Regions from separate parts of the Homo sapiens genome. Here all the other regions are linked to region 1. A link is a loop called in an ENCODE intact Hi-C map of the cell type or tissue named here. Cell type or tissue: PC-3. All regions are shown on one strand. Links, peaks and the distances in the headings refer to the core of each region. The heading gives the core; the rest is flanking DNA. Region 1 holds the start of SNORD172 (small nucleolar RNA, C/D box 172). Region 2 overlaps ADK (adenosine kinase). Region 3 holds the start of DUSP13B (dual specificity phosphatase 13B). Region 4 has its middle 87 kb from the start of KAT6B. Region 5 overlaps ADK (adenosine kinase). Region 6 overlaps ADK (adenosine kinase). Region 7 overlaps ADK (adenosine kinase).

Evidence for each region. A loop is a pair of places that touch in the nucleus more often than their neighbours do. Peaks named below come from ENCODE experiments on the same cell type or tissue, not always from the same donor. Only the 100,000 strongest peaks of a DNase experiment are listed, where the experiment ranks them.
Region 2: it touches region 1 in a loop (2.6-fold over the local background); 15 of 110 quality-filtered maps call a loop at or near these places.
Region 3: it touches region 1 in a loop (5-fold over the local background); 30 of 110 quality-filtered maps call a loop at or near these places.
Region 4: it touches region 1 in a loop (6-fold over the local background); 17 of 110 quality-filtered maps call a loop at or near these places.
Region 5: it touches region 1 in a loop (8-fold over the local background); 21 of 110 quality-filtered maps call a loop at or near these places.
Region 6: a loop joins it to region 1, with 7 times the contacts of the local background. A loop is called at or near these places in 80 of 110 quality-filtered maps.
Region 7: it touches region 1 in a loop (3-fold over the local background); 3 of 110 quality-filtered maps call a loop at or near these places.

Annotation. Positions count from the first base shown.
Region 1 is chr10:75,019,937-75,024,425 of GRCh38, reverse strand. It overlaps KAT6B (lysine acetyltransferase 6B), which reads right to left. Exons shown (of 18, transcript NM_012330.4): 14 at 3,613-3,844; 15 at 3,141-3,300; 16 at 2,195-2,545. SNORD172 (small nucleolar RNA, C/D box 172) reads right to left here and starts at 2,693; the gene lies at 2,635-2,693. RefSeq lists a silencer at 1,927-2,036. In PC-3, for the core only: CTCF peaks have their summits at 1,747 and 1,947 (motif pointing right); a DNase peak (open chromatin) is centred at 1,985; H3K4me3 peaks cover 629 bases; H3K27ac peaks cover 784 bases.
Region 2 is chr10:74,430,923-74,435,411 of GRCh38, reverse strand. The region is part of intron 6 of ADK (adenosine kinase); the gene reads right to left. Among named protein-coding and RNA genes, the nearest start is that of ADK-AS1, 96 kb to the left of the region's middle. In PC-3, for the core only: no CTCF peak of the experiment used is centred there; DNase peaks (open chromatin) are centred at 1,791 and 2,391; H3K27ac peaks cover 1,543 bases.
Region 3 is chr10:75,097,860-75,102,348 of GRCh38, reverse strand. DUSP13B (dual specificity phosphatase 13B) reads left to right here and starts at 2,837. Exons shown (of 4, transcript NM_001363514.2): 1 at 2,837-3,318; 2 at 4,464-4,489. The coding sequence starts at 2,912. It also overlaps a transcript of SAMD8 not described here. In PC-3, for the core only: CTCF peaks have their summits at 2,234 (motif pointing right) and 4,232 (motif pointing right); DNase peaks (open chromatin) are centred at 2,238 and 4,218.
Region 4 is chr10:74,737,018-74,741,506 of GRCh38, reverse strand. No RefSeq gene overlaps it. Among named protein-coding and RNA genes, the nearest start is that of KAT6B, 87 kb to the left of the region's middle. RefSeq lists an enhancer at 2,097-2,186. In PC-3, for the core only: CTCF peaks have their summits at 2,453 and 3,209 (motif pointing right); DNase peaks (open chromatin) are centred at 2,406 and 3,204.
Region 5 is chr10:74,417,361-74,421,849 of GRCh38, reverse strand. All of the region lies in intron 6 of ADK (adenosine kinase), which reads right to left. Among named protein-coding and RNA genes, the nearest start is that of ADK-AS1, 110 kb to the left of the region's middle. RefSeq lists an enhancer at 2,608-3,843. In PC-3, for the core only: a CTCF peak has its summit at 1,812 (motif pointing left); a DNase peak (open chromatin) is centred at 1,799.
Region 6 is chr10:74,263,796-74,268,284 of GRCh38, reverse strand. The region is part of intron 3 of ADK (adenosine kinase); the gene reads right to left. Among named protein-coding and RNA genes, the nearest start is that of ADK, 110 kb to the right of the region's middle. In PC-3, for the core only: a CTCF peak has its summit at 2,090 (motif pointing left); DNase peaks (open chromatin) are centred at 2,094 and 4,094; H3K4me3 peaks cover 271 bases.
Region 7 is chr10:74,596,812-74,601,300 of GRCh38, reverse strand. It overlaps ADK (adenosine kinase), which reads right to left. Exons shown (of 11, transcript NM_006721.4): 9 at 808-922. Among named protein-coding and RNA genes, the nearest start is that of ADK-AS1, 70 kb to the right of the region's middle. In PC-3, for the core only: no CTCF peak of the experiment used is centred there; a DNase peak (open chromatin) is centred at 2,280.

The DNA of each region.
Region 1 (4,489 bases), core at 283-4,282:
AAGGTACCTGAAGAAAGGATTACTGTTTAAAATGTTAACAAAGTCAAGTATTGGTGGCTGCTGAGATGTGAGCAACTGATAACCTGGCAAAATATTTTAATAGAAGGAATCTAAAAATGTTAAAGACATGCCAGATGTCTTATTTGTATGATATAAAAATATTTTTTTCTTTTATTTTTCTTTTTTGTAGAGACAGGGCTTTGCCATGTTGCCTAGGCTGGTCTCGAACCCCTGAGCTCAAGTGGTCCACCCGCCTTGGCCTCCCAGAGTGCTGGGATTATAGGTGTGAGCCACCGCACCTGGCCTAAAAATATTTTTTCTGTTTGCACTAAAGGTTGGCACAAATGACTGTCCATAATTGTAATTATAAAATGTTTTTCGCCCAGCAAAAAAGTTTTTAATGACACAAAATTCAAATAGAGGAATAGCAGGTAGATTTGCTGCTAAGATGTAATTGTTGCCCCCCAAATTATTGAAAATACACTGCAAAGAAGGGTTCAATATGCTTGGTTAAAAGCTAACCTTCAGGTAAACTGTATTCAATTATTATTATTATTATTTTAAAAATACTTATTTATTTTTTATAGAGACAGAGTCTTGCTTTGTTGCCCAGGCTGGTCTTGAACTCCTGAGCTCAAATGATCCTCCTGCCTCAGCTTCCCAAAGTGTGGGGATTATAGGCGTGAGCCACTGTGTCCGGCCTCCAAGAATTCTTGTGTCTTACTTTTGTTAACGCTCTGAATGCTCACTGAAGCACACACGTAGCCAGTTAATCATATTCTGTAATTAAACATTTACGGTTATTATTCCCCCCAGTCTGCCTGCCCTCTTTAATCCATGAGAATTTTCCCTAATATGAGGGAAGCCAAGGTAGAGAACTGGTTTTCTTCAGGTTGAGTCCAGTTCAGATCATGCCTTGGATGATTCTGGTTTTTGATAGTTTTAGAACAAATTTCTTTTATTATATATACAACACATGAATACACACTCCTCCTAAGAAATGGAAACATTATTCTTAAGCCTGAAGTCTACTTTGTGGGATGCTCCTTTCTACCACCTCCCCATGGAGACCCTTCCAGAAGACTGCCAGGCCTAGAAGAGCGCTGAGCTGGGAGTTAGAACAGCAAGTTCCCTAACAGATGCCACATCAGATGGCCTTGGGGCGGAGCCTTAGCTTGTATTGTGATATCTCTATCAGTCTTGGCTCTCCTCTATGTCCCAGATAGATACTGAAGACAAAGATATCAGATCTGGGTGAGCAGTTACCTAAAAACAAAGTCAATTCTTTACTTTCTGTACCATTGGAGATGATATGGTCTATCTAGAGACATCACTGGGCTACTAAGATCTGAGGAGATTCAGTAATGCGCAGTTGGCCACAAATGCAAAATATCACCATCAAAATTAAGGGCCTAAAATGCTTTCTAACAATTCTGTGCCAAGAACAAGAGAAAGAAACAGCATGAAGAGCACTGGGCTTGGAGTCTTTTTGTTCTGTTTTGAGACAGAGTTTCGCTCTTGTTGCCCAGGCTGGAGTGCAATGGTGCGATCTCGGCTTACTGCAACCTCTGCCTCCCTGGGTTCTCCTGTCTCAGCCTCCCGAGTAGCTGGGATTACAGGCGCGTACTACCGTGTCTGGCTAATTTTTTGTATTTTTAGCAGAGACGGGATTTCACCACGTTAGCCAGGCTGGTCTTGAACTCCTGACCTCAGGTGATCTGCCCACCTTGGCCTCCCAAAGTGCTGGGATTACAGGCGTGAGCCACTGCGCCCAACCCAGGCTTAGAGTCTTGAGCACGCATTTGGTTCTGCTTCCATCTCTAATGAGTCATATGACCTTAGAGAAGTCTCCTGGCCTCTAGGTCTTGGAGGGTGGTTTAAGTGCTTTCTGGGGCCCCTTTTTGTTCCCATAAACCTCAGTTACTCTACTCCTGCAGACCAGCAGGTGGCAGTGACTACTAGACTAGGAGGCTGGCCTGTCCCTGGTTTCCTGTCACCGCACTAACAAACCTGAAAAGTAAACATAATCATGACTGTGAGATAAACGATTATGATATATGATCAGCGGGACTGGGTACACATAAACTACGACTAAAGAACAGAGAGTGAAACAAATACTAATAGACAGAATGTCTGCAATGACAAATAAGATTTGATTGAACGCGACTCACAGAAAATCTAAACAGACACCTACCTTTCTCTTTATGGCAACTGACTGTGGTTTCGTCAATCTTGGGGGAGAGCTTTGAATATTTTCTTCTTCTTCTTCTTCTTCTTCCTCTTCTTCCTCCTCTTCATCCTCTTCCTCTTCTTCCTCCTCTTCTTCCTCCTCCTCGTCCTCCTCCTCCTCTTCTTCTTCACTGCTCTCTTTAGACAGCTCCAGCAGCTGCCCTCGCTCCCCTGTGACTGGCCGGCTCTCCGGGGAATGCAAATATTTATTTTTCGATTGTACTTTTGCAGGTGATTGCCTACTGTTAGCTCTAGTTGACAGGATTTCTTGTTCCTCCTTCTCCCAGCAGCTAGCTTGTTCCATTAGCCGCTCAGCCTAAGTGGGGAGGGTAAAAATGGTGGCCAGTGAGAGGGCAGTTACACAGCCAGAGCCTCTGAGGATCAATGGCAAAGTGTCTCTAAGTCGGTTCTGATCAGGACAGCCAGCCAGCCAAGCACATTCCAGCTGCATCATCTCAGGAACCTTTTGCATCAGTTAGGATAACAAATCAAAGAAGATTGGGTTTCATGGGATATTTAACAGTATTAATGATGCAGCGAATTGATTTGAGTCCTTTATCACTACATTACATGCTCACTGGCAAGGAGCACTTTAAGCAAGTTCATAAACACAAAGAATCAATTGACACTGCAGCCTTGGAGCTCAGCACCGAATTTGATCTGATTACATGCTCTCAGTAGTGAAAAATGCTGCTTTGTAATCAATGATAAATGTTTCATTTTTCATACTCAATTCAATAAAATTATCATGTCTTACCATGCAACCTCAGTTAGGATAAATTAGTGCCATATCATTTCACATGCTATCTCTACATAACCAAGCTTTTGACAACGATCTTAATGACTTTCTTAGCTTAAGAATGCTACAAGATTGAAGTTACACAACTTAGGATGATAAAGACAATCATTACCTCTTTCTCAGCTTCTCGCTCTTCTTCAGACACTGCAGCATTAGAAATTAAAATTGGGGTCCACCTCAGACTGTCTGGATCAAGTTCATTGGCTCTGGAACAGGTTTTCAGCTTTTCCATGTGGCTCAATATCAACTTTTCCCGTCTAATGATGACAAATCTGTAATGTGATAAGGCAGAACAAGATGTAATCACAAGCTGAAATTTCACTTCAGCTTCACATACGGACATATGCTAGCACTAATGTTATCTGCGTTAGGAAAAATCAGAAAGCACCTCAATGAGAGGGTACAGAACACTGGAATCCAACCAGTAAAAAAGTGTCATTTCATGTGTTATTTTTAGGAGAAAAGGTTTGATAATACTGTTAGGGAACCTCAGTCTTTAACTGGAATGAATGCACCTATCTCCAGGGACCCTTTCTGGTGTGGGATGCCTGAGCCACGGAGCTGCCCAGGGTCCCAGGACTCACCTGCCATCTCTCTTGTCGATCATGTGGAGGTGCTGCAGAGTGGTGGCAATGTCATGTGGGCACATGCCCGTCGCTCTGCTAATTGCCTTGATGCTGATGTGCCTCTCATGGTGGTGGTAGAGATACTCCAAGATGACGCTCTTCCAATATGCCAGGTAGGAGAGACGGCCCAGATCGGAGAGAGGCTTTTCAGGAGACCCTGCTTGGCCTTCTCTTCTAGAAAGCAAATAGCCTAGGGCAGAAAAAATAAATGGGCATTCCTCACTGTGGCATTCCCAGAGCTTAGAACAGGAGCCACTAGAAATAATATGAGTAGTGACAAGGTAAAAACATCACAACAGAGAAGTGCATTCGCTTTAGGAATGTAGCCTCTTCCCAGTTATAGTGATTTGATCTCCGTGAAGTTTACGCTCCTGAATCTTTGACAGTGGCACTCTAAGTCAATTCACGCAGCTAGCAGCAGCATTCCAAACACATATTGTGACATATTTAACAAAGACTAAAAGCTATGGTTGAAGACATTACTCCTGCTAAGTCTCAACATCTAAGTCTCCCACAGCTTTAGATTCTTTCAAAAACGAAATGTCAGGCACTTACTCAGAAATCCTGTCGAGGGACCACCCCCAACATTAATGGGCAAGTTGTTTTCCACAGGAAGGACCTAATGACCCTTTGACAGCTGGGTCTTAATAAAAAGAGAAGGACCTCTGTTGACTCAGAGTCTATATTGCTTGTTACATTTAACTAGCAGGTTGATCTGAAGCTTTGTTTTAGGACTAATAAAAGAATGTCTTTCAAGTCAACTGCTGCAACTCCCATCAGCTCCACTAGCTCCATTTTCACCTCTTTCATAGAAATTAATTTACAATCCAATCCC
Region 2 (4,489 bases), core at 349-4,348, 590 kb after region 1:
ACACAACATTTTTTGTGTCTCAATTTTCTTAAATGTAAAGGCGGATGAATTATACCAACCATATGTCACCTAATTCATTGGATTACTGTGAGGCTCAAGTTACATAATATCTAATTTAAAAACTAAACATTAAATAAATGTAAATGTATTTTTCCAAGGATAAAGTCTTCATCTATAAACCTTTGATCTCAATTCCATCTAGCAGTTATCACTCTTCCACACTGCATTATCAGTCTTCTGTTCTATCATATCTTCCTTAGACAATATACAAACTCAAATCTCTTATATCTTTAAGCAAACCTTCCCTCTCACCCAACAGTCTTCACTCGATGTAATGTGCCTACTACTACCATCTTTCTGGTGGCATAGTGATTCTTAAACTCTCTGAGGTGAAGGCCAAGTTATTTTTTATCCTCTAGTCCAACATAGACCCATATATAGTGCTACTGTGCATAACTAGTTTACAGATTATATATAAACAACTCACCACAGGTGCTCTCCAACATTCAAAGTCATCCATTCCCTGTTCAATGAGAAATCTGATGATCGTGCACCAGGATGTTGGCAGTGTTAAACAAAATGTATAGGATCCCATTAGTTTGGACTAAGCTCCTGCACTAGGCCCACCAGACCAAACCAAAATGGAGTCACTCAAGCTGAAGTTCCACATCACTAAGCTAAAACATAGTTGTTTATCTTACTTTCCAAGAAATCAGGAGAAACAGATAATAGCCAGATCCCCAAACAGACCAGTTTTAGCTGGTATAAGGAAGTCCCCTCTGCTTTAACCTTTATAAGAAAAGTAATTTTGGAAATACCAATCCACATTTTGTTTTCTGTTTTTGCTTTCCTCAGCCCTTTTCTGTCTATAAAGTCAACTTCCTCTGCTCAGCTTACTGGAATATTCATTCTATTTAATAGAATGAGGTTGTTGTCCGATTTTAGAATTGCAAATAAAAACCAATTAACATCTTTAAATTTGTTGTAATTTTGTATTTGCTGGAAGGGGGTGTAAACTTGTTAAACAGTTTCCAAATAGTCTCAAATTTTATATTTCATTCATTACAGACTAAGATCAAATAGTTCTCAGACTACACTTTTCTCTAATAATTTTTTTTCTATCACCAGTGGTGTAATCAAAATCCATCAGTCATTTTAGACAGCGATGACCTCCTATCTTTCATAACCATCCTTTTCTGTCTCTTCTGTTGATACTAATTTCTTTCTTCACTATTTAGGAAGAATTCCTTAAGATGTTATTTTTGGCATTCTTCCTGTATTCCAAACTCATTATATATATAGAAAATCATTTCTCCCTCTGGATTTACTAAATGAGCCATGATTCTCTCAAGTCATGTAAAAGGGTAACCTCTACCTCATTTTACTTCACCACACACAAATATTCATTTCCAAGGGCTTTTGCATCCTTTCCTACTTTCTTACTTATATCAGCCTCAACCTAGACTAATATAACACCTTTCTAATTAATGTATCTGTAACTAATCTTCCTCACCTCCAATTTAAAGACACATGGTCAAATTAATGTATCCAGCATAGTTTTGATCATAGTAATTCCCTGTGTACTCAAAGTATTTCGTTTTAGCAATCCATACCAGTTTCAGATTTTAACACTGTTACTCTCATATGAATCAACTTTGACAAGTCAACAATTCCTTTAATATAGCTGGCAACTGTAAACATTGGTAAATAGTTACTGAATGACTGACTTAAATGATTATTGGATTCAAATAATTTTGAAAATAAAAAAATCACTCTATACTGTTTATATTATGACTATATACCTTTATATTACTATCCTTACTTTACAAAACTAATCCCATAACCAATGCTATTTTCACATGTCTAATAATACTGCTGCTAGTTTTACTGTTGGATGAACTACATTCTAGCCTCCTGCTGCTACTGAGAAATGCATTAAAGTAGGTCACGTGGTTTTCTTCATGTCAACAAATGATGGCTCAATTAGGCAGATAAGTATCTACAGCCCTCAGCAGAATCTTCAGTCCATTCTTAGCAGTTTAGAAAAGCACTTTGGTTAGCATTAGAGCCAAGGAAAGGAACACTTGTAATTCTTTAAGCATTCAATTAAATTTTTTAAATTCAAGACTGGCTATTGAATGTTTCCAAACAAACAGTGTGGAAGTAGACATTCATCATGAATGAGCACTCTAAAATCTGGTGTGTATGTAAATTTCTTAATGAATGAGATTATGACATTTCTGATACACTGTTTGCAGTATAAACACTTATGGATGATCCATTTTGGTAATTTTGTCATCAACAGATGATTCTATGTTGGTTTGCTAATTAATGGGCAGTGTGTGCATGCATAGAGCCAAAGGCATTTCCAACTAAAAGATACATAGAGCTACTGCTGAGTCACTTAGTAAAGTAAAGCCTTCCAGTTCATGAAAGGAAATCTCAGGAATGCAAAGTAAAAAAGAAAAATCATGAAGCAAAAAGGTTCCAGAATAGACAAATACCTAAATATTTAGACATCAGTTTATCTACTCTTTTCTAAAAATTCAATCTACTGAATTAGATTTTTCCCACCCTAAGAAATTAGAAGGAATTTAAAAAGGAAGTTGAAGATGACACACCACCAGCTCCAGGGCTAGTAAAATTATTAAAATGTATATATAAGTACTCAAAATATATAACAATTTGAGTAACTTAAAATAAAAGCAAATACATGTATACACTTGAAGAGACTCATAGAATAGTCCTATAAGTAACAGACGTTATAGATGATGATCCCGTGTCATGAAGAAAATTGAATTGTATGCATGGAACTGATGAAGAAAGAAAGAACTACATCAATATTTGGAAGAGGAAAATTTAAAGAAGGGTTCACTTCAGCAATAAATGATTATAGATAAATGATACATTCCTAAACTAAGTTTCAATAATACTAAGAGCAGTGCTAAATTTATCTAAATGAAAAAAATACTATCACCATTTATTTCTATTGCCAATACAAGGATGATCAATGTGAGATATCCCTCAATAGCATGGAAATAACAGATATTAATACTGCCTTTTAGCCAACCATCAAACCACTAAGTAGGATCAGATATGGAATATGGCCTGTCTGAATATATTAACAAATCTACAAAAGGATTATGTTGGGGGTTAGGGTAGTGTTGGTGCATTATGAAAGAGAAACAAAAGCAAATGTTTGTGCTACTTTTATTTTAAATAAAAATAAAAATTCTGTTGCTCAGGCTGGAGTGCAGTGGTGCAACCATGGATCACTGCAGGCTTGACCTCCTGGGCTCAAGGGATCCTCCCACCTCAGCGTCTCGAGTAGCTGGGACCTCAGGCACAAGCCACCATGTCTAAATATTATTATTATTATTTTGGTAGAGACAGGGACTTGTTATGTTGACCAGGCTCGTCTTAAATTCTTGGCCTCAGGGATCCTCCCGCCTTGGCCTCCTAAAGTGCTGGAATTATAAGCATGAGCCACTGCATCTGCCAACACTACTTATTAAAGAAGAGCTCAGAAAGCCTTTTGTCTATGGAATTTAATTTTTTCAGGTCCCTACTAAAGAGATAAATGTATCTTATTGATTGACTGAGATAGAGTCTTGCTCTGTTGTCCAGGCTGGAGTGAAATGTATCTTACTGATTGATTGATTGATTGATTGGAGACAGAGTCTTGCTCTGTTGCCCAGGCTGGAGCACAGTGGCACAATCTAGGCTCACTGCAACCTCCGCCTCCCAGGTTCAAGCAATTATCGTGCCTCAGCCTCCCGAGCAACTGAGATTACAGGTGCCAGCTACCACACCTGGCTAATTTTCGTAGTTTTAGTGGAGATAAGATTTCACCATGTTGGGCATGCTGGTCTCAAACTCCTGACCTCAAGTGATCTGCCCACCTCGGCCTCCCAAAGTGTTGGGATTACAGGCATGAGCCACCATGCCCGGCCTCAGATGCATTTAAAGACTGATTTATTCAAGTCCCCTTATCCTGATTCTGCAGTCGCCATTACATTCCAATGCAAGTTTGCCTAAAGAAACAGATATGCGGATTAAGCAGACACAAACATTTGGGCCGATGTGATAACTACATTTCCTACTATAAATAAATAAGGCAATCTATTGGTTTCTGTAATCATTCTCTTGGAACCTGGTAAATGGAATCATTCTTGCCTCCTTTCCTTTTCTCATATCCAACTGTCAGCCCATCAGAAAAATTTTTGTGAGCTCTTCTTCAAAACATATCTAGAATCTGAACCATCTTTAACACTTCCACCATAAGTCTAAGCTACCATCATCTCTCACATGGGCAGCCTCTTTTTTTTTTTTTTTTTTTTTTTTTGAGACGGAGTCTCGCTCTGTCGCCCAGGCTGGAGTGCAGTGGCGGGATCTCGGCTCACTGCAAGCTCCGATGGGCAGCCTCTTAATAGTTCCCCATGCTTCAACACTTGCCCAACCACCATCTATTTTCTATATAGCAGCCACA
Region 3 (4,489 bases), core at 363-4,362, 78 kb before region 1:
GCCTCAGCCTCCTGAGTAGCTGGGACTACAGGCATCCACCACCACGCCCGGCTAGCCTGTTAGCCAGGATGGTCTCGATCTCCTGACCTCATGACCCACCCTCCTCGGTTTCCCAAAGTGCTGGGATTATAGGCTTCAGCCACCGCGCCCGGCCCCTTCTCCCACTATCAACATACATGTACACAATATGCCACAGTCAGACCTGGGCTGAGCTGCCTTGATTCTTAGCAGTGCTGGGACAGAGGCCTGGGCCTGGAGGGAAAGGTGCCTGACTGTGCTTGGCACTGGCCATGCCATGGAACCAGTGGACAAGTTGGGAGTGGCAGGGGAGGCTGGAAGAGGGGAGTAGACAGCATGCTTTATAATTAAACTCAAATCAAAAAATAGAAACAGCATCAAGTGTGCGGAGACAGGCGGCTGAAAGCCAGCAGCACGAACTGCCCGTCAGAGAAGTGCACAGCCTGGGCCAGATACTCCCACAGGTGGGTGAGTGCTCCTAATTTGGGGGGGGTAGGATGTGGTCCCTGAGCATGCTGGGTAATGAGGGCCAGGACACTTGTGCCTGTGTGGGGAGGGGTGGGGTTTGGGTTGGGTAGAGAACCGACTGGGTCAGAGATGAAGGCGCAGACAAGGTATAGTAGAGTCAGAGAGACCTGGGTTTGAATCCTGACTCCCACATCAATTGGCTATGTGACTCTGGGTATGTTGCTTAACCTCTCTGAGTCTCGGTTTCCTCATCTGTAAAATGGGGATGATAATATTACCTGCTCCATAAAGGCACTGTGAGGATTCAATGAGAAAATGTGAGCACCTAGCTCTGTCTGGCACATAGTACATCCTTGATGAGTGCTAAATATAACAATTATTGCTGGACAGAGAAAGAAATATCAAGAAATACAGAGATAGAGAAGAAATCTCACTGTCCCGTAGGGAAGTTACCCTCCACATAGGATATGGCTGGGGCTGGAAAGGGTAAGAGTAATTATAGTAGTGATAATAATAGTAAGACGTGCCATTTATTGGGCATCTACCATAAGACAGACCCTGTGGGAGGTGCTTTACATTAATTATTACATGGAATTCTCACAGCAGCCCCACTGAAGAAACTGGCTTGGTGAAGACAAGACCACATAGCTGCAAGTACCAGACCTGAGATTTCTACCCAGGTCTGCCCTCCCCAAGACCCTCAGGCTGAGCACAGAGACCCACAGCTGTTCCCCACTGGCAGCCACACGCCACCCTTCTGCAGGCCTTCTCCCCACACTCCTCACTGGTCCTGCCCTGAGATCTCCAGCCCCACATGGCCTGTGGCCACACTTCTGTCTGGCCTCCCTGGAGTGGAGTCAGAAAGGATGGGCAGGAAGAAAGTCCAGGGGACTATCTGAAACTGCAGCTGAGAGGTGGATGGCAAACAGCTGCCCCCTGCCCCAAGGAAGCCTGTGCCTCTGCCCGATGTCTTGGGCACACAGAGCAGCGTCATGGGAGGCTGCAAAGGCACATGAGCTTCCTGGGGGAGGATGGGAGACAGAGGCAAACGGGGGAGTGACCCAGGGAGGAGAGATGCAAACACAGAAAAGAAGTGCATGGACTTGCAAACAGCAGCAGCACAGGAGCAGCCAGGAAAAGCCCTGCCTACAGAGGCAGCTGCTCTGCTGAGCGGGGGAGGCAGGAAGGGGGCGAGGAGGAGCACGGGATCAGGGAGAGAAGGAAGACTGCAGGGAGTGGGAGGGGAGCTCGGCCGGGCCCTGGCCCTGCTGGACGTTGGGCCTGTGCTTCACCCAGCTGGGGACAAGGAGACATGGAATGTAGTGTCAGGCAGGGCCCTCCGAAGACCAAGTCTCAGGTGTCAGAAACCGGCGGAGCTGCCACAACCACCGACTTCCCCTCCTTGGGAGGGACTGGGGCTTAAAGGACGAGTCCCTGGGGGGGTGGCCGGGCCTGACTCTGACTGATGGGATGGGCTGGGTCCCAGTGGGTTAGAGTGGACAGGTGGGGCAACACCCTGAGCATCGGGAGCAAGGCATTAGGTGGAGCCTGACCAGGCATAGCGCTAAGTCCAGGGGAGAGCCCCGTTCTTCAGACCTGGGCCTAGGTCCCCTCGGAGGCAGAGGCATGCACTGTGGCCTACCAGCCCCCAAATCCTTGACCCCTCTGGAGCCTCCTGGGGGTGGAGCCTGGCTGCCTGCTCCCTGGCAAGGCTGGGCTGTGACACACCCATTGGCCACCAGGGGGCAGCCTCACCCCATGCCAAGCTCCGCAGGCCTGAGCCCGGAGCCTGTCCCACTTCCCAAAGCCCCATCTCCTGCCTGGGGTGGTGCAGCCCCACCTGATGGCTCCAGACCAGTGTGGCTGTTGGACTCCTCTGGGTCCTGGGGGCTTCCCCAACTCCACCACACTACACTGCCCTCTGCCCTGCAGTGACCGCATATCCAGACACTCCTCTCTCATTCTCGGGTCAGACCCCCAGAGCATCCTGAAAATTAAGTCCAGCATCCCTAGCATGGGAAGATAAACTGTGGTCCAGATGGGAGCAAAGACTTGCTCGTGGCCACAGAATGAGTTATGGCAGAGTGCTGGGGGAGCCAGGCTCTCCTCCCTGCCTCAGAAGTTCTCTTCCCACCTCTTCAGGTAGACTCCCATCTTCATGGAGGTTTATGGAACCAACGGTCTTCAATCCCAAACAGATACCAAGCAGAGAGGAGGCCTGGGGGTTTAGAGGGACCGGAGGGCCCACTGCAGTCCACAAGGCCTCAGTCGGCTCTCAGGCCCCACCCCCCATGGGCGCCCCAGCCAGCACCTGGAATTCTAGCCGCTTCACAGTGTTTGTGTTCTGGGCAGAACCTGCCCAGCCCTGTTCCGCTCAGGCAGAGTCCTGCCCCTGCACCCACTCCCCCATTCCCGGCCCCAGGCCATGCCCCAGGTAGGTGGCAGGCCACTCAGCCACCTGGAGAGGTCACAGTGGGGGATGAGGAGGACAGCTTGGTCTTCACTTCCGCCTTGCCCGACAGCCTCCCACTGGGTGAGCCTGGCCAAGCCGGCAGCCTCCTGGGTGCCTGTTTCTTTTTCTGGTCCTGGCACTGCCTACCAAAGGGAAAAGATGTTCTTCCCAGTATGCACCTTCCCTAGTCACTGGTCCAGGGGATCAGGGGCAGTTAGCAAAGACAGGACCCCCTCTCCAACACGGCACCAGGCCCATATTCTGGTGCCGCTGAAAATCCAGCTCCGCAGGGTCCCTGACTCCTTCAGCCAGCAGATGCCTGAAACAAGCTACCTGACCCGGGTGGGGCCTGACATCCAGTGCTGGCCTGAGTCGTGGGGGTAAGGAGGAAAACCCAGGGCCTGTAGGCAGGTGTGTGGCTCAGCAGTACCAGGCTCCCTTGAGGAAGCAGATGGGTTAGTGACCACTCTCTGGAGGCCCCAAAGATGGTAACTGAAAGGCTTGGGGATGGACTAAAACCCCAGCCTTGCTACTCATGAGCCGTATGGCTTTGGGCATCACTTTTAAAACATTCTGAGCTTCAGCTTCCTCCTGGGTAAAATAGGAACAGATATCCCACGAGTGAGACATCAGGCTTTTTGTTGTTGTTGAGATGGACTCTCGCTCTGTTGCCCAGGCTGGAGTGCAGTGGTGTGACCTCAGCTCACTGCAACCTCTGCCTCACAGGTTCAAAAGGTTCTCCTGCCTCAGCCTCCCTAGTAGCTGGGACTACAGGAGTGGACCACCACACCTGGCTAATTTTTGTATTTTTGGTAGAGACAGGATTTTGCCTCATTGGCCAGGCTGGTCTCGAACTCCTGACCTCAGTTGATCTGCCTGCCTCAGCCTCCCAAAGTGCTGGGATTACAAGTGTGAGCCACCGTGCCCAGCCAGAGGCATCAGGCTTATAAGAGGCATTAGCTCATTCCATGCGGAGTTGCTAACAAATACCAGTTCACAGTCCTGGCCTCTTACCTGGAGATAGGCTCTGATCTCCAAGCCCCTGAAAGTGGGAGGGGACGGGGGTCTGAGGATGAGTACTGGAAGTAGCAGGTGAGGGGGCTTGAGATGAGCTGCTTAGGTTGGTGGGGGCTTCCTGGGTGCCCTGAGAGCCACAGCCATCTGGGGCTTTCATCCCTACAAAGTCCAAGCTGATTTAGGGATGAGATCTGCACTGACTAGTGCCACAAACAGGGAACTCCAAGGGCCCCTTGGCCAAAGCTTCATACATCTGCAGCTCAGCAGAGGGCAGGAGAGAGGTCTGCCCAGCTCCATAGCAGTGACAAAGGCTTGATTCCCTTGTTCCCTGGGGAAGGGTTCTAGGCCTCAGCCCCAGCTGAGCTTGTTAATACCTCATGTGAAATAGATGAAGCCCTTCCTGCAGCATCCCCGTGGCACCTAGGCACTGCACCATGGGCTTCCCCATCAGCTGGATCCACCCTCTGGGAGCCTGCCTCCAGCCACTGCGGTGTCCACTCTGTTCCAGGATGGACTCACTGCAGAAGCAGGACC
Region 4 (4,489 bases), core at 310-4,309, 280 kb after region 1:
ACCTTGGCAAACTTTTGCTCTATTCTTCATTCAGATCTTATATACATTTTTAAAAGTTTATTCTTGGGTGAAATATGTGTGTGTGCATATACACACATATACATGCGTGTGCATGCATGTATATGTGCATGTACATATGTATATACACACATATGCACACATGTATGTGCATATGCATATATACACATACATACACGTATGCATGCACACATGTGTATATACACATATGTATGCATATACACATGTATATGTATTTATGTATATATGCATACATATATACACATATACACATATATACATGTATACATAGATGTATATGTATGGAATATGTATGATGTGTGTATACATACATAACACACAAACACGTGTATATTTGCTATAATTTGTACTTGCATCAGATCTTTTTCTTCTTATTTTATTTTCGAACTGCTTATTAATAGTAATATTCAGTCACTCAACAAATACTTATATGCTACTGTGTGCCAGGCACTGTGCCAGACACAAGGACCATACTAGTGTACAAAACAGACACGGTCTATATATACTATTGATCATTTCTAAAATATTGATCATCCTTGCATTTCTGGAACAGGTTCTGCTTGGGTATGAAATATTATTTTAGTATATTGTACTAATGAATTAAATTTGCTAGTATTCCATTTAGGATGTGTGTTTATAAATTCCATATAAATAGCCTAAGTGAGACTAAGCTGTCTGGCTTGAGGTGTGTGTGTGTGTGTGTGTGTGTGTGTTTGCGCACGTGTGCATGTATCTGGTTTTGGTGGAAGGGTTATGTTAGCTTGTGAAGTAAACTGGAAACTTTCCGTTATTTCTCTATTTTATGTAGCATTGGAATTGTTTCATTCTTACTCCTTAACAATCACATTAAATTATAATGTTCAAACTAGAAGACTCGAACTGAGAAAAGGCCCCAGTTGTCCTACATCTCAAACCTTTGAAAGAATTTATGGAAATGGGATAGAATGGAGGTTTACACAACAAGACACCAGATGACAAGACATGACTTTCTTGTTTTGGTCCTGTCCCCTCAAAGGGGACCAGCGGCCTTGTATGTTCACTTCTTGAAAGGACTGACTTTTTTCCCAGGGAGGAAAAGTGTGCCCTCATCTTCCAGCTGTTTGATACTCCTGGCGAGTGCAGGACTGGACTGATGCTGCGAGGCAGGGGATAACGGATTGGCTTTGTACAAGGTAGGTAGAAAACTCCAGTGACAGCAAGCTGAGGGCAAAACACAGCACCATTACTGTTCCCGTCTCACAGAACCTGCAGATAGCCGACACAAATAAGAGCTCCATATCTCCCACTTGTCTTCAGCCTTTGTGTCTTTCTGAATTTCTATAACTATAGCTGAATCTGTCAGGCCAGTTCCATGTCCACGGCAGAGTGCAACATCAGGGCCAACATGTGAGCCCCAAAGTCCTGATTCTGTGATCTAATATAATACCTCCCATCATGTTTTTATTTATATCCCTAAATGTGTCTTCCAATTTTTTTTTTTTCAAGACCAGTTCTCACTCTGTCGCCCAGGCTGGAGTGCAGTGGTGCAATCTTGGCTCACTGCGACCTCTGCCTCTGGGGTTCAACCAATCCTCCTGCCTCAGCCCCCAGAGTAGCTGAGGTTACAGGTGTACACCACCACGCCTGGCTAATTTTTGTATTTTTTGCAGAGACGGGGTTTAGCCATGTTGGCCAGGCTGGTCTTGAACCTCTGGGCTCAAGTGATCTGTCTCCCTCAGCCTTCCAAAGTGCTGGAATTACAGATGTGAGCCACCGTGCCCAGCCCCAACTTTAAAATTTAAGAATCATTCCTCTTACTTATCTGAGAACCTTTTAAGTACATGGGGTCTCTACTTGCAAGCAGCTCATATATTAGTTTTCTATTGCTGTGTAACAGATTGCCACAAACTTAGTAGCTTAAAACAGCACCCATTTATTATCTCACAGTTCTACACGCACAAACGATTTTTATAAATAGAGACAGGTTGCCCAGGCTGGTTTCAAACTCCTGACCTCAAGTTACTCCCCCGCTTTGTCCTCCCAAAATGTGGGGGTTACAGACGTGAGCCACCGCGCCTGGCCTCTCACAGTTCTGTAGTCAGAAGTCTGGTGGGTGGGCTTGGCAAGGTACTGTCCTTAGGGTCTCTAAATGCTGAAATCAAGGTGGCAGCAGGGCTTTGTTACTTCCTGGAGGCTCTGGGAAGGAAACTGCTAACAAGCTTATTCAGGCTGTTGGTCAAATTCAGCTCCTTGTGGTGCTAGGGCTGAGGTCCCGTTTCCTTTCTGTTGGCCTTGAGCCTCTTGAGGTTTCCTGTGCGCCTGGTCACGTTGCCCCTTCACCTTCAAAGCCAGCAAAGGCTCACTAACTCCTTCTCAAGCGTTGAATCTCTCTGACTTCTGCCTTATCTCTCCTGCCTCCTGCAGGAGAAAGTTCTCTGCTTTTAAAGGCTCACATGATTAGACTGGGCTCACTGGATCACCCAGAATAATCTCTGTATTTTAAGAACTGTCACCTTAATTACATCTGCAATGGCCCTTTTGCATGTTACATAATGTACTTACAGGTTGCAGGGATTGGGACATGGATCTTTGTGGGACCATTATGCCTGTCAGAGCTTTTATCTCTTTGTTTTCCATATAGAATATTTTAGGATAATTTTTTTCCCTTTATGTTTTTATTTTATTTTTGAGACAGGATTTCCCTCTGTCACCCATCTGGAGTGCAGTGGTGCAATCACGGCTCACTGCAACCTCTTCCTTATCACGGCTCACTGCAACCTCTTCCTTCCAAGCTCAAGAGACCCTCCCACCTCAGCCTCCCAAGGAGCTAGGACTAATACAGGCACATGCCACCACGCCTGGCTAATTTTTGTATTTTTTGTAGAGATGGGGTCTCCCTATGTTGCCCAGGCTAGTCTTGAATTCCTGGGCTCAAGCAATCCTCCAGCCAAAGTGTTGGGATTACTGGCATGAGCCAACTTGCCTGGCCAATTTTTTCCATTTAAGAGGAAATAGAAGACAGCTCCATCCTTTTGGAAAAAATGAACTGCCAGACACCATCAGGCCCCAAATTCACACAGCCATCATGCATTCAGCCTCTAACCATAAGTCCTTGATTCTGGCCTCAAACTCAGTAAAATTCATTTGTGCATTTAAGACTTGAGGCAGCCAAATTTTGACACACCATTAGGTGGCACTTGATTAGAAAGCTTGCTTCTGTCTGAACTTTCTCAAGGCAGCAATCCGACAAGAGGGCAAGGAAACTCTGAGGTCAAGGGCAGAGTAGGGCTGAGGTTCTTAGTGATTATGGGGAAGTCCTCACAGGCAAAAACTGTCCAAGACTTGAAAGTAATTTGTACATTCAAGTTGACTTTAGAGAACTTAAATATTACTTAGCAACTGTAAATAGACTATTTAAAAGCTTTTACACATGATATTTTAAGAAAGCATGGCATCAGCTGGGCATGGTGGCTCACACCTGTAATCCCAGAACTTTGGGAGGCTGAGGCGGATCGATTGCCCGAGGTCAGGAGATCGAGACCAGCTTGGCCAACATGGTGAACCCCGTCTCTACTAAACATACAAAAAATTAGCTGGGCATGGTGGCAGGTGCGTGTAATCCCAGCTACTAGGGAGGCTGAGGCAGGACAATTGCTTGAACCCGGAAGGCAGAGGTTGCAGTTAGCTGAGATCTCTAGCCTGGGCAACAAGAGCGAAACTCCGTCTCAAAAAAAAAAAAAAAAAAAAAAGCATGGCATCAAAAAAATCACTGTGTGTGTGTGTGTGTGTGTGTGTGTGTGTGTGTGTGTGTGTGTGTATTTTTTTTTTTTTTTTTTTGAGACAGAGTCTTGATCTGTTGCCCAGTCTGGAGGGTACTGGTGCAATCACAGCTCACTGCAGCCTCAACCTCCTGGGCTCAGGTGATCCTCCCACTTCAGCCTCCTGAGTAGCTGGGACTACAGGCGCATGCCACCACATCTGGCTAATTTTTGTATTTTTTGTAGAGACAGTGTTTCACCATGTTGCCTGGGCTGGTCTTGAACTCCTGGGCTCAAGCAATTCACCTGTCTCGGCCTCCCACAGTGCTGTGATTACAGGTGTGAGCCACCATGCCTGGCCACCACATTTGTCCTATGTTTAAAATGAGCAAATATTCAGGCCGGACATGGTGGCTCATGCCTGTAATCCCAGCACTTTGGGAGGCTGAAGCGGGTGGATCATCTGAGGTCAGAAGTTCGAGACCAGCCTGACCAACATGGAGAAACCCCATCTCTACTAAAAATGCAAAAGTAGCCTGGTGTGGTGGCACATGCCTGTAATCCCAGCTACTCAGGAGACTGAGGCAGGAGAATTGCTTGAACCCAGGAGACGGAGGTTGCAGTGAGCCGAGATTGCACCATTTCACTCTAGCCTGGGTGACAGAGTGAGACTCCGTCTCAAAAAAAAAAAAGGCTATTATGGAGATTCATGC
Region 5 (4,489 bases), core at 295-4,294, 600 kb after region 1:
TGTTTTATTTTGTTGCTCTAATTATTCCAGCTACGGCCACTCGGAGTTCTTTCACATTGGCTCATGTGTCCCTTTTGGCATGCTTAATCTTTATTATTTTTAAGAAATCTCTTGCCTTCTGGCACTACAAGATATTCCATGCTTATGTTGTATTTTCCCATCACCAGCCCCAGAATCAGTCATATTTAAAAGGAGTCCTGGATCCTTTTATTGGAGAATAGGATTTACAAACCAGGATGTGAGCGTTAGATGTGTTTGTGGCTACTGGGATATCACTGCTTCTAGGCCTTCTCAGTAAACACAGCTAGGAAACATATGCATGTATACTAATCCACATATACACATGCATCTATAATTATTTCTGCATCTATCCATCTGCATATATTAAGCTAAACATGAGTAAATACTTATATCTCCAACTCTAATCCAGTACCACAGGTTTCATTCTGGCTCTCCCCTCTTGTTTATTTATCTGTAACATCCCTTCCTGACAGTGAGAAACCTAGCTTCCACCATTCATCATCCATTTACTTATTTGTTCAACCCCAGGATACATGTAAAGAGGTTCAGAACTGTTCACCCATACCGTTATGAGAAACAAATTTACCAACTAGAATAGAGTGTTTCTATAGTGTTCCTTAGTCTTTAGCTTTACATTGTCCAATCAAAACACCATTTTCCAAAGTTACTTAGGTCAGCTCCTTTTCCCCCACCCATTCAGTGAAGTTATGCCATACATTTGTAATACAATTAGATTCATTTGTTACAGCTTGCATTCTATCCTGAAATCCCTAACATTTAAAAAACCTGCATACATTAAAATTAACCCTTTGTGATGTACAGTTCTTTGGGCTTTAACAAATGCATAGTATCATGTATCCACCACCACAGTACCATACAGAACAGTACATCGCCCTAAAAATTGCCTTTTGTATCCCCTTTTTAGTCAACCACTTTTCTTTCCCGTCGTTTGTAATTTCAATACCTGAAATAACTGAAAAATTAAGATGCAAAAATTAAAAATCATGAGTCTTCACAGAATAAAACCTAAAACTGTCAGAAGAGTTACTGTTTAACAGTTAAACTGTAGGGAGAGTTACTACTTAAAAGTTATTGAGTTCTAGACAGGAGAACAAACATCTAAATTCTTTAATTAACTTTTTCGTGGTATTATTCCACAACATGCAAGATTATGAGATCAACTTTTAAGTTGTTCATGGTAAACAGAGTTGGATTCCAATCCTAAGCAACTATTTTCTGCATTTATAAAATATTTTCCAGGGATAGAACCTACAAGCTTTGGTCATAAAAATATTTTGAATTTTTAATTGTTTAAAATAAAGCCAAAACTATTTATTAAAAACAAAACCACAGTGTAGTAACAAAAAATAGAAAACTACCTTACAGTCTATTCATTTTGCTACATTAATTATGTGATTATTAGATCTTAATAGATGTGCTATGATAGCTGCCCAGTTTCATAGATCTAAAGCACTCACTTTCAAGGATAGCTCTTCAAGTAGACTAACAGATAAGAGAAAAACAATAAAAATGTCCAGGTTGCTTATTTGTACTTCCTCTTTCCCCTTCCTGACCCCAACCACCAGAGTACGAAAGTTTCCATTTTATTTACAATTAATAGTGTGCTAAGTCTACAGGTATCACATATTACAGGTTGTGAGAATCATGTCCCAAAAGGCGGTATTATCTGGAGGAAGTAGTTAACTATGTAGGGCTAAGCAATATAATCTACCTACTGGCAGTATCATCATCAGTTAAGAACTTTAAGATTTTAGCTTCCTCCCCCTGGTGGCAGTGTCTGGGGTGATAACTTTTTAAAAATATTCAGATAGCATCTTAAGGTTTATAGCTGCTCTAGTCAATTATAAGTAAGTAATTTGGGGATAGAAGTAGATTTAAATGAAACAGAAGCAGATTTAAAAACTCTTCTAATGGAAGCACTTGCCTCCTATAGTTCTTTTTTTCTAAAATGCAATTACAACCATTACATCATTGTAAATTACATGCTGGGGTTATCTCAGTAGGTATCTGCCAAATGTAAAACTTACAGAAGGTCTTCAATGTAATAACGATGTTTTATCATTTTAATTACAAACTCTTTAAAAAACTCCCTAAAATGTACCAATTGGGGTGGTCTAAATTAACAGTATCTTGGTAGCCCAAGGGTAGCAAAAATAGATTGAACTACAAAATTTCATCATACTTATAGCAGCTGTCTTCCTGCCTCTAGGAAGCTAAGTATTTAACAAAGCAGACAGCTTGGCATTGGCATCTGATTAGCAGTGTGTGCATTGTCAGATAGAATGTGCTTGGCTCTTTTGTTCCAGGGTTTGATTAGAAATCTGGAGAGCAGAGGCATCATGTAACTTTATTTTTAAAGCTTCTGAAAGGTAAATAAACTGTGATGGTTCCTCTGGTATTGTACCTGAAAGACCGATTGATGCTTTTCTAGTAATATGCTTTATCACACCCTAAAAAATTTAAATAAGGGATTTTTGGGGGGGGGAAATACTTCAAAGACTGAAATAGGCCAATCTTAAAATCACTTTAAATATTGTACATACCAAAAATATTTTTGCAATAGAGTGCTTTGCATATTGAGTCTTGCACTAAAATACTGTTGTTGGGGAGGAAGAATGGTCATTTTAGAGTGTAAATACAAGACTCTATTCCTAAATATATGAATAGTCCAAATGAAGATTCAGAAATTTTTTCTAAAACCACGTGAAAAGCTTACTGGAAAAATAACACTGTCTTATAAGAATTATATTATTTTGATGGAGGTGCCAAACATTAAACTATAAAAGGGTGACTCTCATTACCTTTTCCTCACAAATTTCTTTGAAAATTTATTACAAATGATTGTGCTTACTGGCAGAGTTCACAATCAGTAGAGTCCATGCAAACAATCTACTTCAATGAGAAGTACATTCTTTTACTCTATCAAATCCATCGGAGGTAATCAGACTGGATGTTTTATTCAACAGGGCTGAAGAAAATTGTTCTACAATAGGTTAATTCAAAATGGCAGCATAGAAAATGCATCTGTCAGTGGGGATCAAATTACAGGGCAAGCTCCTCTCAATGCTTAGAAAAACAAGTCTGCAGTTCTACAGATTATGTGCCTGTGTGTGTTTAAAGGGGTGGGAAAGGAGCTAAATATCTGAGCTAACCTCCAATTAAAGTCAATCATAAAAACAGCCAATTTAATGAGTGCGGATTTCTTTGGGTAATTATAACACCAACCACTTTTTTCTCTTTTAAATCTGTAATTCTGCCTTCTTGTTATTGCTTGCTTTGTCATTAATCGCCTCAGGACCTTGATTTCCTAGCAACAGACTGCCACCAAACATTTGGCTCCTGTTCAACATTTTCTTTGTGAAAAATGGCACTGCTGTTGCCGCCTGGGCTGCTGCAGCTAGACTGGCTGTGTAAGTGCTCTAATAATGTATTCCACTGGAAAAAAAAATCACATGATACAGGGTGCAATGACTGAGCTCAGTTAATTACTGAGCTGGGAAGTTTATCGACAATCTAAAAGCTGTGTTGGGGGAAAGGGGACTAAGGATTGAAAAGGTGTTCCTTCCATTATCAATAACTTGCAGGTAACAATATACAAAGAAACATTTTATTTTGGGGAGTACAAGTTTCTGTTTATTTAGGAAAGAGTACAAAAGGCCAATGTTCCCAAAATGTTGCTTGATGAAATTTTCCTCTACAAACAGCCCCAAACACACAAAAGATTCACAGAATAGTTTGCTAAAATTTTAAAAAGCAAAATAACCTATGTATCTTTTAGCTGTTTCTTTCCTACTTAAGGCAAAAATTATTTGTATATATAAATATGCTATGAGATAACAGAATGAGGTTTTCATTCACAACATGAACACCCAACACTAAGAATATAGAATTCAAAATATGTTTTGATATATTGTGCACGTGAGTAAATATTTAATAATCTATAAGAGAAAAAATATGCTTATCACTATTTTTGAAATTATTTAAGTGGGAATGAAGCAGTCAGGGCTCGTGAATGGAAACCCAGTAATAAAACAGATATTTTGCTTTTTTTTTTTTTAAAGTAGATTTACTGAGATTCTCCATGCCTTAGAAATCCTACCACCTCCCAGAAATGATAGTTATGGAAATTAACATGGCATGTCAGATATGGTTCGCTGATGCCTTGCTTTAGTTCTCAGAAATAAGGCTTTAAAAGACTGGCATGTTTCAGGATTGCTGTCAGGAAATGATAATTTAAAATACCCAAGAGTACACTAAGAATTATGGAAGCATCTGTGAAACTAATAAGCCAGTGGACATACTGATTTTTACCAATGTGTCTACATACTATATTAAAAAACTTCCTACAAAGTATTGTCCCAATTCAGTTCATCTGAGGATGTGAAAACACTACAGTGTACCTTAAAACATCACATTCACAACCCTGACAGACTGAAATAAAAATGAA
Region 6 (4,489 bases), core at 122-4,121, 760 kb after region 1:
GTGCAGTGGCGCAATCGAGCTGCAGCCTCGAACTCCTGGGCTCAAGCAATCCTCCTGCCTCAGTCTCCTGGGTAGCTAGAACTACAGGTTCATGCCACTATCTCTGGCTAACTTTTAAATATTTTGTAGAAATGGGATCTCATTATGCTGCCCAGAGCGGTCTCAAACTCCTGGCTTCAAGTGAACCTCCCACCACAGCCTCCCAAAGTGCTGGGATTACAGGTGTGAGCCACCATACCTGGCAAAGAAAAACAGCTTTAAGATGACTTCCTTAAAGAAATAAGTGCAATTTTACAACCATTCTTTATTTCCCTAATAAGATCCAAATTTTCTTTGGGGAATCATCCCTTCAACACTCTTAATCCATAAATTTCCAGCAGTGTTAACTCTATCTCCAGTTGCAGAGTAGATATGGAACCCAAACAAGCCAAAGAGGCCTAATATGACATAATCCTACACCTGTTTTTAGAGCCACTAAAACAGACAGACAGACACACACACACACACACACACACACACACACACACACAAATAAGGATATAAGCCAATAGCTGATGGCAGTACCCTACCTCTAGAAGATGAGGTGAAGAGGGTCCAAATAAAATTATTTGAACCTCTGCATCAAGCTTCACCTAAAATCAGCCATACCAACATCTTTTTAGATATGTGATCCAATAATTTCCATTTACTTAAGCCAGTATGAGTTAGGGTTTCTGTCACCTGCACGATACACATATCAACAAAAATTTAATGGTGTAACTCATCTCCAGAAATCAAATAATGCACTTAATTATTCCCAATCTGGAATCTTAAAAAAAAATGTAACAGGAATCAAGGAATCATCTTCAATACAGTCATTCCTCAGTATCTTTGAGGGATCCAGGACCCAACTTGGATACCAAAATGCACACATACTAAAGTACCACAGTTGGCCCTGTTGAACCCATAGATCCAAAAAGTTGGCCCTTCTCTCCATATACACAACTTTCACATTCCTTGAATACTGTATTTTCCATCCATTTTTGCTTGTAGATGCCAAACCAACCCATATAGAGGGCCAACTGTATTTACTGGAAAAAAACTAATATAAGTAGGTGCATGCAGTTCAAACCTGTGCTGTTTGAGGGTCAACTGTATTTGCATATAACCTGCATACATCCTCCCCAAACTTTAAATCATCTCTAGATTACTAACAATATCTAATACAATGGAAATGTATGTAAACTTTTGTCATATTGTTTAGGGAATATTGACAAGGAAAAATGTGTACATGCTCTGTACACAGGCAATTTCTTTTTCCCTAATATTTTCTTTCCACGGTTTAATCCACCAATGTGGAACCCATGGATATGTATTTCAAAAAAATTCAGTGGAATTGTACATTGACCTAGGAAAAGGCCACTAAAGCTTATTAAAACACCAAGTTCCTTCTGATTATATAATTTCAATATGAAAATTTCAATTATCTTTTTTAATATGAATTTTAAATGAAAATACCTTTTTATATACAACCTTTAAAATTAGAAAGAAATGAACTATTACTTTTAAAACACAGTTTATTTGGTGGACAAACTTCTTTACAATGCAAATTCCAGAAAATTTTTCAAAATGATCACTGGAGAAGAAAATATCAAGAACTATAATATACTATGGGTTATACTCAATAAGACAATTCGCTCATTTACTATACAAGCAGTGCCTTTTTTTTTCTTCTTTTTTTCTTTTTTTTGAAGCAGAGTCCTGCTCTGTCACCCAGGCTGGAGTGCAGTGGCGCGATCTCCGATCACAGCAACCTCTCCTTCCCCGGTTCAAGCAATTCTCTGCCTCAGCCTCCTGAGTAGCTGGGATTACAGGTGCCCGCCACCACGCCAGGCTAATTTTTGTATTTTTAGTAGAGACGGGGTTTCATCATGTTGGCCGGGCTGGTCTTGAATTGCTGACCTCGTGATCCACCCACCTCGGCCTCCCAAGGTGCTGAGATTACAGGCGTGAGCCACTGTGCCCGGCCGCCTTTCGATCTTTCTATTCTGAGGTTACTGAGCCTCCAGAGACTTCAAATAAGCAGTCTAAGACTAATGGCACCACCTAGCGTCCTGTACTGGTCACTATCTGACTCACTGTCTTCTACTTCCTTTTGCTGCTGGACATAGGCTAGTCTTCTTCTATTGCTGTTTTTCTTTAGTAATCCTTCCAAAAGTCATTTATGTCTCATTTATATATACATACACATCAACACATCATCCTTAAGTCTCCTTCTCTCATCCCTCTCTCTGCAATTGTCCCATTACTTTAGGAACAACTATTTAGTATGCCCTTGATCTTTCCCAGGTACTTGGTCCTTAACCTATATTATCATCACAAGCACTTTATAAACCTAATAGAACCTCTACTCACATGCCCTAGATCCCCTAAATCTCAGATAATTGAACAGGTACTGCAAATCTAAAACCAATTTGCCTGATTACTACCCATATGACCCATATACTTTTTTAAAAAAATATTTTCATACAATGGCCAAACTACAAATCCAATTTATAAAAATTGGTGGTAAATGAATCAGTTATATCTCAAAAGAAAACAAATGGCATTAAAAGTGAAAATTAGATTTTAAGTGAGGCTCAATTCACCACTTGAAAGTGTATAGAAGTTCTGACTTTGATAAAGTGATTGTTTTTCACTCTTTTGTAATTAAGTTGCGCTTTTCTCAAATATCATCACAGAAAAAAATGTTATTGTTCACATCTGCTGGTTATAATATCATTTTCTAGGCCAGGCACGGTGGCTCACGCCTGTAATCTCAGCCAGCACTTTTGGAGGCCAAGGCAGGTGGATCACGAGGTCAGGAGATTGAGACCATCTTGGCCAACATGGTGAAACCCCGTCTCTACTAAAATAAAAACAATTAGCTGGGCGTGGTGGTGCGCACCTGTAGTCCTAGCTACTCAGGAGGCTGAAGCAGGGGAATCGCTTGAACCCAGGAAGCAGAGGTTGCAGTGAGCTGAGATTGTACCACTGCACTCCAGCCTGGTGACAGAGCAAGACTCCGTCTCAAAAAAAAAAAAAAATTGTAGTATTTTATATTATAAATTCCAATATTATAGCTTATCATCAGCTAAATCAATTTTGGGAAGAGGGCTTGGACCTAAATTATCACTGTTATTTTCATTTTAAGAAAATTTGGCCAGGTGTGGTTGCTCACAACTGTAATCCCAGCACTTTGGAAAGCCAAGGCAGGAGAATCATTTGATGTTCAAGACCAGTCTACCCAACAAAGCAAGACCCTGTCTCTACAAAAAATAAAGAAAAAAATAGGTACTTTGACAAAAAGGAAAATTCAACTGAAACATTGGTATAGGGACAAATAGACCAATGGAACAGAATTAGAACCCAGAAATTGACCCCCATGCAAACAAAAAACTATTAAGGCAATGAAGTTTTCAGAAAATTATACAAAGATAATTGGTTATCCATATGCAAAAAAACTCAAGTCTCCAACTCTACCTCACACCATACACAAAAATTACATACTACCAGATGAAAGATCTACCTCTGCAAAGCACATATGGGAAACTCTGACCTTAGAGTAGGAAGTAATTTCTTAAATAAGGCATAAGAAGATAAAGCATTTTTAAAAATTGATAATGTGATTACATTTCATTTTAAAACTTGTGTGAGGCAAAAGACACCACAAAATGAAAGACAAGTCACATACTAGGCACAGATATATGGCAAATATAATCAAAGAATTTGTATCCATAAAATACAAAAAAAACTCATGCAAATCAGTAATTTAAAATATCTCAAAAGAAAAAATGAGTAAAGGACATTAAGAGGCAATCACAAGATGAGAACTGTAAAAGGTAAACACATGTATAAGAAAAAAGGCTCAGCCTCACTATATATTTTCAAAATTCAATTAAAACCACAATGAGATACAGTTCACACCTACAAAACAGAAATTAGAATTTCTGTTTATACCAATTCTTAGCAAGACAATTGAGAAAGGGAATGCTCAGATACCACTGGAAAGAACAACTCAGCAACATCTACTGAAGTGCAACATGTGCAAGCCCAGTGACACAACAATTCCACACACAGGTATAAACCCCAAGGAGCACTAGCCTATAAAACTTTTTATGATAATGGAATGATTCCATATCCACAATATCCAATACATTACTCACTAGTTACATGTGGCTATTAAACACTTTAAATGTTGCTAGTGTAACTGAGGAACTGAGTTAATTTTAATTAATTGAAATTTAAACATCCACATATTTAAAATACAGTCCTCAAGAATCTTTCACATATGCATAAACAGATCAGTACAAGAACCTTAAACACAGTAGTGTTTCTAATACTGAAAAACCTGTAATTCCTCAACCAAAGAATAAATTGTGATGTATTCATACAAGTCTATACAGGTGAAAATAAATTACATATAAATTACGTGCATTAACAGGGAAAAATCTAAAAATTCAATGTTACA
Region 7 (4,489 bases), core at 145-4,144, 420 kb after region 1:
CACTATAACATCTTTTTTCAAGATTTACTGATCTCCTGAGTCAATACAATCCATATAGTTAGCACCAATAGATAAGAACTATAATTATATTTTACTTTGTACTTATATTTTATGAATATTAATTCCCAGTTAGATCTTTAAGGTTCCTATTTTATATTTCAGTGTTCAGCAGAGTACTGAACAAACACATAGGTAATACTAAATTGCTCCAGTTTACAATAACTAATCAACTGATTGGTTTTAATCTGAATGGTACAGACAGAATTAAAACATTTATATTTTTAATAGTGGGTAGCTCCATATTAACACTATTAATCATTTTAATCAATAACATGTTTGCTTACTAGATGAAATTCCTGTTTTATGAGTGCTATAAAATAGATGGTGAAATAAAACAAAAAATGAGATTTTCTTCTTGAAGGAAAAATGGAAAATGTAACTTAGTTCTGGATTTTATTTGTTCATAATTGAGTAAATTTATTTTACTCTAGTGCAGGTATTTTATAAATGAAATGTATTCTTTTTTTCAGGAAAGATATTTCTTGATTGACAAAATCCCCAAGATAACTAAGTAAATAAATTATATCAAAGTGGTTTATTTAACTAAATGTTAATAAACTATCTTCTTGAACATGAAATCTTTTCTACTGAGATACAGGGTAGAAATATTTATTAAAATAAAATATTTCATTTTATATATATTGTATATGTATATTGTATATATTATAATAGAAAGAATACAGAATTTTTTTTTGTAATTGATTAATCTCCATAATACTAGATTCATCACACATTTCCCACATGTACCTGTAGCCATTATAGTGTCATCTCTCCCTTGGGTGAAGATCACGATTCGCTGCCTCTTTGAGTTCATCTTTGGCAGGGCTTGTGTCTTTTTGGCTATCTCTTTAATGTCTTTAGTCTATTAATAGAAGGAAGGAAAAAATTCTCATGACCAATAAAATAAAACAAAACTTTATTAGTAGATTAACAATTTAGCTTCTATTGATCAAAATAAGAGACCTGCATATCTATTAAGAGACATTAAAAATTTCTTTAACCATATACAAAAGTAAATAGAATAGCACAGTGACTTCCAAGGAACCCATCAATGATCTACACAAATTTAAAATGTATGATGAATCTTATTTCACCTATATCCTCATCCACTTGCTTTTCAAATTATTCTAAAGTAAACTCCAAGAACTATACATAATTTCATCTATAAATGTTTTAGTATATATCTTTGAAAGGTAATGATAAACATAACCACAAAACTATTATCATACTTCAAAAATTATTAACAATGACTAAGTATCAGCAAATATCCAGGCAGTTTTCAAATTCCCAATTAAAGAGAGGTTTTTATAAAGAGGAAAATTTAATTATTTTAGAGGTTTACAGAACATAATTATGCTGACTTTGGAAAAAATACAGTTCTTATAATGTCAATTTTTCAAAGGACTGATTTGAGAGAAAGAAATGCTAATCCTTTCCTACAAAGACTTAATTTTCTTTAAAAAAGATAAAGTTTAAAAAATGACAAACTAATTGTCAAACTCTGATGCTGTTTTTCACACCACATAGGCCATAAAGTTTTACTGAAATCTTTATTGAAGTTTTCTGAAATCTTGAAACCTAACCTTGAGCTAAAGGCAGAGGTTTTAGAATCATCTTTTCAACCATTTTGGATAATTTGAAAATCCATGTCTGTATTCAGTGGGCTTTTAAAACTGTCCATAGTTTTGGGCTTTGCTAACAAAACTAGTTTATTCTATCACTATGCAAAGTTTCAAATAGTTATAGAGAAAGAAACACCTATCAGAGCGGAAATATAGCTGAGTGGCATAAATAAAGTATATATAAGAGAACAAATAGAATATATGAGAGAGAACATTTAGGCAAGCAAAGCAGACAAGTCACAATGGTTTGCAATCGTTACAAACGTCACCAGAAACTGGCATTTTTAAAGGGATGACAATTAGTGGTGAAATATTTTTATATTGTTTGTTCACTCAATATTTAATAAATTCCAGATAATATATGAAGCTAAGCTTCTAATATACCTAACAGGATGACTTCTAGAGGACAGTTGTTTCTGAAAAGAATAGCCATTTGTAGTAGGACAGTGCTGCTGACTTCAAACATGCTGACTATTTCGCTTTCGGTTGCTTATTTTAGAACAGAACTAAGTCTGAACTCTGATAAGATGAGAAGAAATTCCCTCAGTTTCAGGAGACAGACTTTTAGAAATGACTAGTAACAGCTGAAAGGACCAAAAAATGCCATGCAATGTCTTCACTCACCTAAATAAGTGTACACATATAATTAAAATGACTCATGTATATTTTGGCAATTTCCTTAGCACAAATATATTTTACTACTATAGGATTTTTGCTTGTGATTAAGTACAGCTCATATTTAATAAAGATAAGAGAAAAACACATTCACTTCATCATCTTGAAAGCAGAATCTTATGAATGTACTAGATGTTCTTTAAAAGAAAGTCTTTCTTCAAGGTGATATAAGGAATAAATTAAGAATAAGATTCTGGCTGGTTATAGTGGCTCACGCCTGTAATCCCAGCACTTTGGGAGGCCGAGGAGGGCAGATCACGAGGTCGAGAGATGAAGACCATCCTGGCTAACATGGTGAAATCCCGTCTTTACTAAAAATACAAAAATTAGTTGGGCATGGTGGCACGTGTCTGTAGTCCTAGCTACTTGGGAGGGCTGAGGCAGGAGAATCGCTTGAACCCAGGAGGCAGAGGTTGCAGTGTGCAGAGATCATGCCACTGCACTGCAGCCTGGTGACAGAGCAAGACGCCATCTCAAAAAAAAAAAAAAAAAAAAAAAAAAAGGAATAAGATTCCATGGTTGCTTTCTACCAACCCTGTGAGAAGACATATTTTGTTGAGAGCTTTGGTAATTTAATCAAAGAAATGTTTCTTATGTCTCAAATTAAACCTCATAAAATGGCAATTAAAGGACAAAATAAACTTTCCAAGTACAAAACATAATTCTTCCCAGATGTATGTAAAACTTTATTTCTCCTTCTACAGTAATTCCTCTCCTCTGTCCCCAATAGGTTCTTCTCCCTTACACTTAAGCTCACACATCTTAACAAACAATGAAATTACAAGGACTTTTAGAATATGACAGGCTTGGATTTACTATTTGTATGATTTGGGGCAAGTTAATAAACCTCTCTAAGATCCATTTCCTCATCTACAAAACTAAGAAAATGTTCACATTAAAAGATTTTGAGGGATAAGTATGCTAAGATTAGTGGGCAAAAATTAAAGAAAACAGGATATTTACAGTCTCAAAGTATGTCCCCCTAAGATATTCATTACAAAAGGAAAAATCATAATGTTATAGTAGAGAAAATTGACAGACATCACCTTAAGCCAGATAGATTAGTTTAGTGATGCTAAAATTAGTGGATAAAATAGAATGTTTCCATAGCCCCAAAGTAGTATCTCCTCCAAGATATTTATTAAATACAATGGGAATTACAGAGGATAAACTAGCAAACACCACCTAAACCTAGTGATAAAGGTTTAGCATCACCAGCAATAAGAATCTGTGACACTGTGTACCTCCCTGATATGATGCACCAAGAAAGGAACATCACTTCTGTGGTTTTCCTGCCAAAAATGCCTAATCTCAATGTACATGAGAAAACATCAGACAAACTCAAATGGAAGGACATTCTACAAAATGACTGACCAATAATTTTCAAAAGTATAAAGTTCATGAACAACAAGAGTGAGGAACTGTCACAGATTAGAAGAGACTAAGGAGACATGACAAATATGCAATGTGGGATTCGATTCTGGAACAGAAAAAGGAAACTAGAGAAAAAACGGTTGAAACCAGAATAAAGCCTGTATATAGTTCAGTTATTGTAGTTTAATGTTAATTTTCTGTTATTCATTATACTTTGGTTATGTAAGATGTTAATATTAGGGTAAACTGGGTGAAGGGTATGTGGGAATTCTGTACTATTTTTGTAATTTTTCTAAGACTAAAGTTATTTTAAAATAAAAAGTTAAAAATTGTGAGGATGAAAGAAGATGAGGTAAGTGAAATAGCTTAATGCAATTTTAGCACATGCTAAGAACTTAAATATTAATTTATTTCCTCTAATTACTCTCATTTTAATACTCTCTAAAATGGTTACATACTTAGGTTGCCCCAAAATCGCTAGAAAGGGCTTCAAGAGTTTTGAATATGGAACATTCAATTATAGTATCTATAACGAAGAAGATGAAGACAGGGAGGAGTAAGAAGTATGAGTTGAAAGCTCATAAAATTGAGCTGTGAGCCATGTACATAGCTCTAAAGTGCTCATTAAATCTTAACTTCTCTAGTCAGTAGGTACTATTATTATCCCTATTTTATAGATGAAGAAACTAAAAGCCATGTATAAAGCTCTAAAGTATTCATTAAGGTAAGGCGTGGTGGCTCATGCCTGTAATCCCAGC